Regions from separate parts of the Mus musculus genome. Here region 2 is linked to region 1. Evidence: chromatin loops called from intact Hi-C (ENCODE). Cell type or tissue: heart. All regions are shown on one strand. Each heading gives the region's core, and the rest is flanking DNA. Links, peaks and the distances in the headings are about the cores only. Region 1 has its middle 13 kb from the start of Gm31728. Region 2 overlaps Itpkb (inositol 1,4,5-trisphosphate 3-kinase B).

What was found. Peaks named below come from ENCODE experiments on the same cell type or tissue, not always from the same donor. Only the 100,000 strongest peaks of a DNase experiment are listed, where the experiment ranks them.
Region 2: a loop joins it to region 1, with 2.9 times the contacts of the local background. A loop is called at or near these places in 1 of 42 quality-filtered maps.

What each region holds. Positions count from the first base shown.
Region 1 is chr1:180,266,590-180,271,974 of GRCm38, reverse strand. No RefSeq gene overlaps it. Among named protein-coding and RNA genes, the nearest start is that of Gm31728, 13 kb to the right of the region's middle. In heart, for the core only: a CTCF peak has its summit at 3,193 (motif pointing left); a DNase peak (open chromatin) is centred at 3,194; H3K27ac peaks cover 518 bases; H3K27me3 peaks cover 1,416 bases.
Region 2 is chr1:180,350,737-180,356,121 of GRCm38, reverse strand. All of the region lies in intron 2 of Itpkb (inositol 1,4,5-trisphosphate 3-kinase B), which reads right to left. Among named protein-coding and RNA genes, the nearest start is that of Itpkb, 23 kb to the right of the region's middle. In heart, for the core only: a CTCF peak has its summit at 2,808; a DNase peak (open chromatin) is centred at 1,771; H3K27ac peaks cover 1,456 bases; H3K27me3 peaks cover 593 bases.

The sequences.
Region 1 (5,385 bases), core at 180-5,179:
GACCTGAAATGTGTGAGATGAAATAAACCCTTTCCTTCCCAGAGTCTAGAGGTGATGTTCCATCTCAGCAACAGAAACCCTGACTAGGATGAGTACTAAGCAATCTCTTTATGGGCTGCTGCTGCTTCTTCTTCTTCTCTTCTTTTTTTTAATATATATTTTTTCTTTATTTACATTTCAAATGCTATCCCGAAAGTTCCCTATATCCTCCCCCCGCCCTGCTCCCCTACCCACCCACTCTCACTTCTTGGCCCTGGCTTTCCCCTCTACTGGGGCATTAAAGTTTGCAAGACCAAGGGGCCTCTCTTCCCAATGATGGCCGACTAGGCCATCTTCTGCTACATATGCAGCTAGAGACACGAGCTCCGGAGTACTGGTTAGTTCATATTGTTGTTCCACCTATAGGGTTGCAGACCCCTTCAGCTCCTTGGGTACTTTCTCTAGCTCCTCCATTGGGGGCTTTGTGTTCCATCCAATAGATGACTGTGAGCATCCACTTCTGTATTTACCAGGCACTGGCATAGCCTCACAAGAGACAGTATATCAGGGTCCCTTCAGCAAAATCTTGCTGGCATATGCAATAGTGTCTGGGTTTGGTGGCTGATTATGGGATGGATCCCCAGGTGGTGTAGTCTCTGGATGGTCCATCCTTTCGTCTTAGCTCCAAACTTTGTCTCTGTAACTCCTTTCATGGGTATTTTGTTCCCTATTCTAAGGAGGAATGAAGTATCCACATGCTGGTCTTTCCTCTTCTTGATTTTCTTGTGTTTTGCAAATAGTATCATGGGTATTCTAAGTTTCTGGGCTAATATCCACTTATCAGTGAGTGCATATCTAGTGACTTCTTTTGTGATTGGGTTACCTCACTAAGAATGATATCCTCCAGATATATCCATTTGCCCAAGAATTTCATAAATTCATTGTTTTTAGTAGCTGAGTAGTACTCCATTATGTAAATGTACCACATTTTCTGTATCCATTCCTCTGTTGAGGGACATATGGGTTCTTTCCAGCTTCTGGATATTATAAATAAGGCTGCTATGAACATAGTGGAGCATGTGTTCTTATTACCAGTTGGAACATCTTCTGGGTATATGCGCAGGAGAGGTTTTGCTGGATCTTCTGGTAGTACTATGTCCAATTTTCTGAGGAACCGCCAGACTGACTTCCAGAGTGGTGGTACAAGCTTGCAATCCCACCAACAATGGAGGAGTGTTCCTCTTTCTCCACACCCTCGCCAGCATCTGCTGTCACCTGAATTTTTTTATCTTAGCCATTCTGACTGGTATGAGGTGGAATCTCAGGGTTGTTTTGATTTGCATTTCCCTGATGATTAAGTATGTTGAACATTTTTTCAGGTGCTTCTTAGCCATTCAGTATTCCTCAGTTGAGAATTCTTTGTTTAGCTCTGTACCCCATTTTAATGGGGTTATTTGAATTTCTGGAGTCCAGCTTCTTGAGCTCTTTGTATATATTGGATATCAGTCCCCTATCAGATTTAGGATTGGTAAAAATCCTTTCCCAATCTGTTGGTGGCCTTTTTGTCTTATTGACAGTGTCTTTTGCCTTACAGAAGCTTTGCAATTTTATGAGGTCCCATTTGTCAATTCGTGATCTTACAGCACAAGCCATTGCTGTTCTGTTTAGGAATTTTCCCCCTGTGCCCATATCTTCAAGGCTTTCCCCCACTTTCTCCTCTATTAATTTCAGTGTCTCTGGTTTTGAGCTTTGTACAAGGAGATAAGAATGGATCAATTCGCATTCTTCTACATGATAACCACCAGTTGTGCCAGCACCATTTGTTGAAAATGCTGTCTTTTTTCAACTGGATGGTTTAGCTCCCTTGTCAAAGATCAAGTGACCATAGGTGTGTCGATTCATTTCTGGGTCTTCAATTCTATTCCATTGATCTACCTGTGTGTCGCTGTATCAGTACCATGCAGTTTTTATCACAATTGCTCTGTAGTACAGCTTGAGGTCAGGCATGGTGATTCCACCAGAGGTTCTTTTATTGTTGAGAATAGTTTTTGCTATCCTAGTTTATTATTATTATTATTATTATTATTATTATTATTATTATTATTCCAGATGAATTTGCAAATTGCCCTTTCTAACTCAGTGAAGAATTGAGTTGGAATTTTGATGGGGATTGCATTGAATCTGTAGATTACTTTTGGCAAGATAGTAATTTTTACTATATTAGTCCTGCCAATCCATGAGTATGGGAGATCTTTCCATCTTCTGAGATATTCTTCAGTTTCTTTCTTCAGAGACTCGAAGTTCTTATCATACCGATCTTTCATTCACTTCCTTAGTTAGAGTCACACCAAGGTATTTTATATTATTTGTGACTATAATGGCCTGCTTCTTTAAAAGGGAGTTTTTGGTGTCTGAACCCCTGTGTAGCCATGGGCACCAGCGTTGGGAGATAGTGAGCCCTTACTGGAAAGCAAGGGGTAAATGAGGAGAGATCTTGGGTTATTGGGATACTGGGAGGTGCCCCATCTCTGGGACTCAGGATTGCACAAGAGAATGAAGACTCTGTCGCCTCGCTACCATATTAAAACTGAAATGGTTCCAGAGGACAAAGTCTGATGGAAACTTTCTCAGCTTGCAGTTTGTCTGTTACCTGAGCACCAGATAAAATGTTCAGGGGCAGGCAGATTCTGGGGCCACACCCTGGACCTCCTAAGAAGGGGAAACTATTTCCTTGGGGGTGGTGTTCTTCAGCTGTCAGTCCTTAGGAGGCTCACAGGATCCAAATATGTGAGGCAGGTTACACTGGAGAGACAGGAAAAGGGGTGCCCAGGGCCTCCCACACAGAGCTTGGCTTTCCAGAAAGTACCACAGAGAATGCACCTAGACAACAGCACACTCTTCTCTTAGTCTGAAATTGTGTTTTGTTTTTTAAAAAACTCAACAATGTAAGGAAAAAGCTGTATTTCCCTGCCCCAGCTCTTAGCTGTTAAGTCCTGCAAGGTGACCTCTCAGTCCCTTAGCCAGCCTCCCACACCCACAAGGAATCTGATTTCCTGAGGATGGCATCCCAGATCCTTGGGGGAGGTGGGGGGAATGTCCCCTTCGTTGCTCATTTGAATGGTCAAGACCTAAAGAGAACCCAAATAGCAGCAAACTCAGCTAAACAGGAAAGGGGCGCCTCCCAGTGTTGAGATAGAGAGATCGAACCAAAGGGTGCTGGCGCCCTCTAGTGGCAAAGAAACTGCTTTCTCGTCTGCCCAAGGATAGACAGGCTGTCTCTCAAGGGTTCAGGACCGCCATCCTTCCAGGATTAGAAGGAGAAAAATGTATGCCAACAGGGCATTATTAACTTTGGTGGTTTTAGGATGCATCGCTACTGTGTGAGATAATGTGTATGTTTCCCCAAGAATCACTTTCCAGCGTCACAGACTCGGGGCCCTTCATTATTTGTCAGAGAGGTTAAGACCTCTAGACTCACCTAACATACGACCTGTAGACATACTGTGAGATCCGTGTTACCGAGGTTCTCAAGGCTGTATTCTCTGGGGAACTCACACAGCTTTAGGATAGCTCTTCTGGGGAAGTAAAGACCAGATCCCTCACAGGCCAAAGAATTTGTGTGAACCACCCACACACTCCTGTGCAGAGCTCATACACCTGCCTGTTGGCTAAGCTGTCCTCCTCACAGCTGAGGATGCCAACCCTGTTAGCTTAAATCAGAGAGAACTCATACTCCCATGGCATACACGCTGGGGAGGGAACTGCAAAAATGAATGGCCAAGTACCTGTTTACTTTGAAAGGGACTCCAGGGTCCTAATTAAAGCTTAAGGAGCGAAGACCACACCTCCTACTCATTAAGATGGCTTTTGGAAAGAAAACTGAAAGCTGCTGCGGGTGGAGGAAGCCAGTATGGCTGCTCAGGTTGCGTAAGGTGCGGCTATTCCATTTCCTAGGACGTAACTACAAGAGCTAAAAGCTGGGTCTCAGATATTTGTTCATGCACACCAGTGTCAATTACAATAGCTAAGACATGGCAGACTCAACTGTCCACCAGTGGGTGAGCAGGGTAGTGTAGCCACCCAATGGGAGACTATTCAACTTAAAAAAACAATAAAGCTCCAATCCATGCTACATGTAGCAGCCCTGAATACAATATGCTAATTAAATGACCCAGACACAAATATATCAGGGCTCAATATGAGTATAATCACTAAAATCACGTAGAGAGAGGTATGGTGGTTGCCAGTGTCTGAAGGAAAGCGGGGGGGGGGGGGGCGAGGGGGGAGGCTTCAAATAGCTCCTTACTCAGTTTTACTTTCCAGAATTTCAATTACCCCAAAGTCAACTATAGCCCACAAGGAAAACAAATCACGCAGAAAATGCCAGAAATAAATTTATGTTTCAAATGATTCTGAGTAGCATGACAAAATCTTCTACTGTCCCACCCTGCACAGGCGAGACATCCCCTCCCTTTCACCAGTATATTCACGCTGCATGTACAAATATATACTGCTTAGCAGCCTTCTCGGCTCCACTGGCACAGTACTTCAGTGTTTGTGCTCCAGGATGCATAGTTGACTTGCCGATGACGTCAAAGCACAACAGTAGCGATAGAAAGAAGGCACCAATGTGCAAACAGGCAAGGACAGACTAGCTCTGATACCGTGGGCCAATGCTGTGCAGCACACAGGAAGAGAGAGAGGTGTGTGCATGGTTCAGTACTGTCCATGGTTCACGGATAGCCACATGATGCTGTATCACCCATGGGTGCTGGCAATTGAACCTGTGTCCTCTGGAAGAGCAGTGAGAGTGCGTAACCATCGAGCCATCTCTCCAACCTCAGGGACAGGGAATTTAAGGAATTCTCTGGACTTTCTGCTCAATTATTCTGTCCTAAAATCTTCAACACTTTAAAAAGTTCTAGAAGTGGGTAGAGGTAATCGTGTCACACCATGAATGTTCTTACAGCCACGGAGACTGCCTAAGAGTGGATAAACGGTGATAAATCTTATTTTGTCTGTGTTTTGCTATAATTAAAAGGATAAATAGAATAGTCAGGTGTGATGGTGCATACCTGAAATCTAAGCAATTGAGAAGTAGGAGGGGATGGAGGAAGAGAAGGAGGAGGAGAAGTAGGTGGACAAGGAGAAGGAGGAGGAGGAAGAGAGAGAGAGGGAGGAGGGAGAGAGAGGGGGAGGACTGTGAGAAGAGGAGAAGGAGGATAGGGGGAGGAGGAGAAGGAAGAGGAAGAGGGAGGGAAGGGAGGCAGGCAATAAAGTCAATGAAGTATGGGAAGGAGGAGTGCTGTTTAGAGTGGAATCATAAATAAACAAACAGGAGAAAAATGAGTCAGAATTGGATTGTAATTTAGGGACCAGACACAGTTGCACATTCAGAAATACCAT
Region 2 (5,385 bases), core at 263-5,262, 84 kb before region 1:
GCAAAGAAAACCCAGGCCGTGTGTGTCTTCCTGCCAGGCTTCCTATGCTCAAATCTCTGGAGCCCAGACATTTGCAAACACTGTCTGCTGAGCTGCCTGTACAACGTACATCTCACAACGGAGAGAACCAAAGTGCATAGTGGTCACAGGGCAGGGAGCACCCCTTGGGGAAGGGGAACTGTGCTTGGCCTGGTCCTACACTCCTCAGGCTGTGCCTCACCCAAGCCCACCAGGGTGTTCTGGACTCTGAGCTCGGGTTCCTGTCAGTCTGAGAAGGGCCATGCTCAGGAGGGGGCTGTTCCTGGTGTGAAAAGAACAATTCGGGTCAGAGTATTAAAACAGAGTGCCAGAGCCATCATTGGGAGCACAGGAGCATCTGCCAGAGGAGGAAGAAGTCTCAGGCATCCCAAGACAGGCAACTTTCACTCTAGGAAGTGATGCTCACCCAGCTCCCAGCAACCATCACACTCTCCCCTGCGTGTGTACGTGAACCCACCCCACACCTGCACACAGCTAAACGCACACACGCAAACACACAAACATATGTAAACAACCCCAGGCACACATACACAGAGCAGCATGCATACATATGTCCGTGCACGCATAGCTATAGCACATGCACACGACCACAGCACATGTAGAACAGGATGCCATCGTGTGACTTCTTCTGGGGTGGAAGTGAGTAAAGGTATATGTTCTCCAGACAGGGAGCCACTGACAGACCAAAGCAACGATGCCATCCAGGCTGCTAGTGGGTTTATTAGGCTTACCTGCGGGACCATGGGTGACTGAGAAGTCTCACTTCAGCACAGGAAGATGACAACTTCAGCAACCCTGCATCCCTGGGGTCTCATCTTCAGCTAACTTCGCACCTCCCATATATGCTCTAGCACCTCCTGAACGGTATGTGGCAGTGTAGTGTGATGGAGTGGGAACTAAAACCCTCCATGAGCCTGGGGACTCTCCCTCCCCTCCTTTTACCAGTGAGTGTTAACAGCCCCATCACCACCACCATCACCACCACCATCACCACCACCATCATCATCACCACTACTAACCATTCTGTTACTGCTACGGCCACAGGTCACAGACCAAGCCTGTGCAGGTTCACCACAGCATTCTGTGGGTTCATGCCATACCCAAAGAAAATGTTATCTATAACATATATACAAAATACATTCCATGAATACATGAACATGAACACACACACACACACATATATATATGTGTGTGTGTGTGTGTATATATATATATATATATCCTCACAGACACATACAAATGACACATACTATACATATATAGACGTATATATATAAACATATACCCATATCCACCCATACATACACAAATATATACAACACATGTATACATATAGATACATATATCCATATCTGCCTCATGTATTTATAAACTGCACGCGCGCACACACAAGTGTATAATCGGCGACTCATACACGTAGAGGCTCTGGTAAGACCCAGAGCTGAGCAGGCCCTGGACCCAGCCAGCTCTTTGGAGGCACTCCCGCCTCTGTCCTGTCCCTGCCCCCATCTCCAGACTGACTGCTTTTGTCTGGTGAGTGGGCGCCAGAGCCCAACCCACCCCACACTTAATGCCCACTTCATGGTTCAGAAACTGAGTGGAATCAGGTTTGGAGAACATGCTGCAGGAGGAGGGAAGCAGCAATCAACTGCTATTTTTATCTGGCATACTGAGACCTCCATGCCCCTCTGTCAGGAGTGACAAGGACTTCACCCTGGTCATAGGTTTCCGGTCCCATCCCATTTTAGATCCATGGCAGCCAGCTTCCTGTCTCCTCACCCCGGGACTTGGGGGCAGAGCTGTGGCCTCAGGGAGTGTCTAGCAAGGAGAGAGAATGTGTCTCAGTGGCTGCCGTGGCCTGCCTTCTGAGACCCAGCACCGTAAAGCTATAATTTAAGGTTAAGGGGGATGTCACTCCCAGGACTCTGGGCTTAGGCTGAAGGATGCATCCTGGTGTTGAGTACTAGCGCCCTGAACCTACCTCATCCAATGACCTACCACCCACAGGCTGTATCCCCACACACACGCCAACAAACACCCCCACAGTTCATTTTAACTCTCAAATATTTCTAGTTCTTCTGGGCACATAGTAGGGCTCCACGCCCTGGCTCCTCAGTTTGGTGACGACATGAGACTTGTCCTGCTGTCTGAATGTGAGCAGAAGTGTTGTGTGTCACATCTCTGGGCTGCAGCCTCACAACTCTGCAGGTCATCTGCCTAGCTAGTTCCCTCCGTCGTAGCAATGGGCGTTGGCAGCCCAAGCCTAGGCAAGGGTGAGAGGTAGTGGAGCCGTACTTGGATCAGGTGTGTAGAAAGGAAGAAAGGTTCGTTGCGTTCAGCTGTTTGATGGGAAGTTGCTCGTTACTGCCCCACATTTAGCTCATCCTGTTCCTGAGTAAGGATCACATGGCCAAGAGAAGAACGGGAGAAAGCAAGGGGGTACAGAGCAAACGACCTGTCGCACACCCCACGCAAGCCTGCCTCCATTTCTTATGTCTGTGACATTTTCCTGCGTGACCAGGTTAATGCCTTCAAGTTTCAGATCCATCAACACCATCTCTGAGAATATTTCTCTTGTGGCCTTAGATAGTATTGATTGGCATCTGCCTTCTGTTTCCACCCAAAATCTATACATAGCTCTACAAACACACTTAGGGCATGTGTGCTCCTTCTCTGGGAGAACTAGACAAAGCAACAGTTACAGGAGGGAGCTTTACAATCGTGTCTCCCGATGAGGAGCAATAGCTCTACAGATACCCAGAAACATCCAAGCCCCTTGTGGTAGTGACAAGGTCTCACAGTGCTGCCCATGCTGCTCATGGGCTCAGACAGTCCCCCTGCTTCAGCCTCCTGGGTTGCCTGGATGACAGGTGAGTGCCACGGTACCTAACCACCAGGAACGTTTTGGTTGACAAAATGTTCTCCATCAAGAGTGCTGCTAAACATCCTACAGTGTCCCCTACAACAACTGTTCCCAAATGCCAATAGTGCCAAGGTTGAGACACTCAGTTCTAGAGCAAGGCTGTCTGAGGCCACCTCCTGACTTGTGTTGCTGCAGTTTTAAGCATGTCACTTTAACTTCTCAGGCACTACTTGACACATGACAGATGCATAATAGGCGTCAAGTACTGTACTGTGCTCTCTGACCCTGGCATGGACGTTCCTGTGTAACTATCCCCAACTGCCTGTATGCATTAAGTCTGGGCTTGTGTAGCTCACGTGTTAGCTCACCTCCTTCACCACCTCCTGAAAGCTAGTTTACTATAACAAGTAGATAAAACTCTGTCAGGGGAGGGAGGGAGGGAGGGAGGGAGGGAGAGAGAGAGAGAGAGAGAGAGAGAGAGAGAGAGAGAGACAGAGAGAGACAGAGAGAGAGAGACAGAGAGAGAGAGACAGAGAGAGAGACAGAGACAGACAGAGACAGACAGAGACAGACAGAGACAGAGAGAATGCATAATCTCCACTTTTGGTTCATTCCTTACTTTAGTTCTGTGCAGAGAACTCCAACCCTGAGCAAGAATGGTTTTAAAACCCAGAAGAGAGGGCTCTGCACGGCTCAGTTGGTAGAGTGCTGGTCTGGCACACACAGGAATCCCCAGGGACAGCAGAAGATAAACACGCTCGCCCATCTAGAAGAATTCAAGTTCAGGGCACATAACAAGGCCATCTAGAGGAAGGGATTTGAGCCAGGGTTTTTGCTGATAACCAACTGAGGTCTTAGGGCTAAAACTCAGCACAAGCATAGAATTTTAATTTGAATCCCAAATAAAGCAAGAGATTTTTTTTTTAATTAAAAAAAAATCAATTAAGCAACTTCAAACCAGCCCCAGTTTCTCCAAATGTATCAAACCAGAAAAACACTCAAAGCAAACCATCATTTGTTTTAGTTATGCATTTGGGCTTGGACCCCTTCCCTCCCCTGCCCCTCCCCCATTGACCTTGACCACCACAATGAGCTGAGGAATTCTCTTGGGCCTTTGGGACAACATGGATGGGCAGTGGGTGACTTTCCGAGACTTCCTCCTTCTAAAGCTTCGAGGATACTTAGGAGAATTGGCTGCTCATTTCCCAGAACCCCTTCAAGCCCACGTAGAAAACAATCCTCTTCTTGTGACCACTTAACACAAGCTCACCGGAGGCGATTTTCCAAATCCTAGACTAAGGCGCGGACGACGCATCTTTTCATTTCTCCGGACTCATCAGAATCTGGGCTGAGGTGCTTGCTTGCTTTCACACACTCAAAGCCCCACCAACACTACTAGCCAGACAGACAAAGACAGACAGACATGTTAAGCACACATGTGTGCCTCTCCCCTGCTTCCCGATGCAGGCAAGCCCCTCCGCTGGTGTCTGGGCTGGCAGAGCCCTAAGAATAAGGAGAAATCTTGAAATCCGCAGCTGCGCGTTTTCATGACGTTAAAACAAGAAAGGAGAAGCCTTTCAAGAGCCTTCCATACAACTAAATCACAAAGCGGAATCCAAAGAGTTGGGGGTTGGGGTGGGGGTTGTTTTATTGGCCTAGGTGATAGAGACCCAAAGGGAGAACCATTGACAGAAATGGGCTTCGCCCAGAGCTGGGCCTGAGCTTTGAAGGCACTCAATCTGTCAGAGGAAGGGAAATGGTTGTAGAAAAGGACCCACATATACAACATGTGGAAGCAGAATGGTTTGGGGTGTGTGCATACCCACACACGCACGGGGACACACACACACACACACAGAGAGAGACACACACAGACACAGACAGACACAGACAGACACAGACACACACACAGACACACACAGACACACACACAGACACAGACAGACACAGACACAGACACAGACACAGACACAGACACAGACACAGACACAGACACAGACACAGACACAGACACAGACACAGACACAGACACAGACACACATGGGGATTCTGCTCTGGATCCTGTCTCTCCTTTGCTGTCTTTCTGGGGGTTGGGGTGGGGGTTGTTTTGTTTTTCCAGAGACCCAGAAGGAACCCAAGACAATGGCGTCTGTGAGGAGACAATTCAGCATCTGCTTCTTTGTTTGTTTTTATTTTCAAGCCCAACGGCCCACAGACAACTTTCCTTAAATATAACACCTGAGTCAGTCTGGGAGGGGTCCCATGGAGACAGGGTGGGACAGGACGGATTCCTGGGCCGGACTGCCACCCTGGCTGCCTGCGCATTCCAGCCACCACCGAGGGTGCCTACCAATCAGCAGCGTTCTATTTCGGAATAGACAGTTGTAAGAGCAGAAAGGCACCCTCACCTACATCCCTGTGAGGCAGAACTCCAAGCCCCCGGCTTCACCGCCCCATTTCCACAGCATTTCTGTGCATTCCCC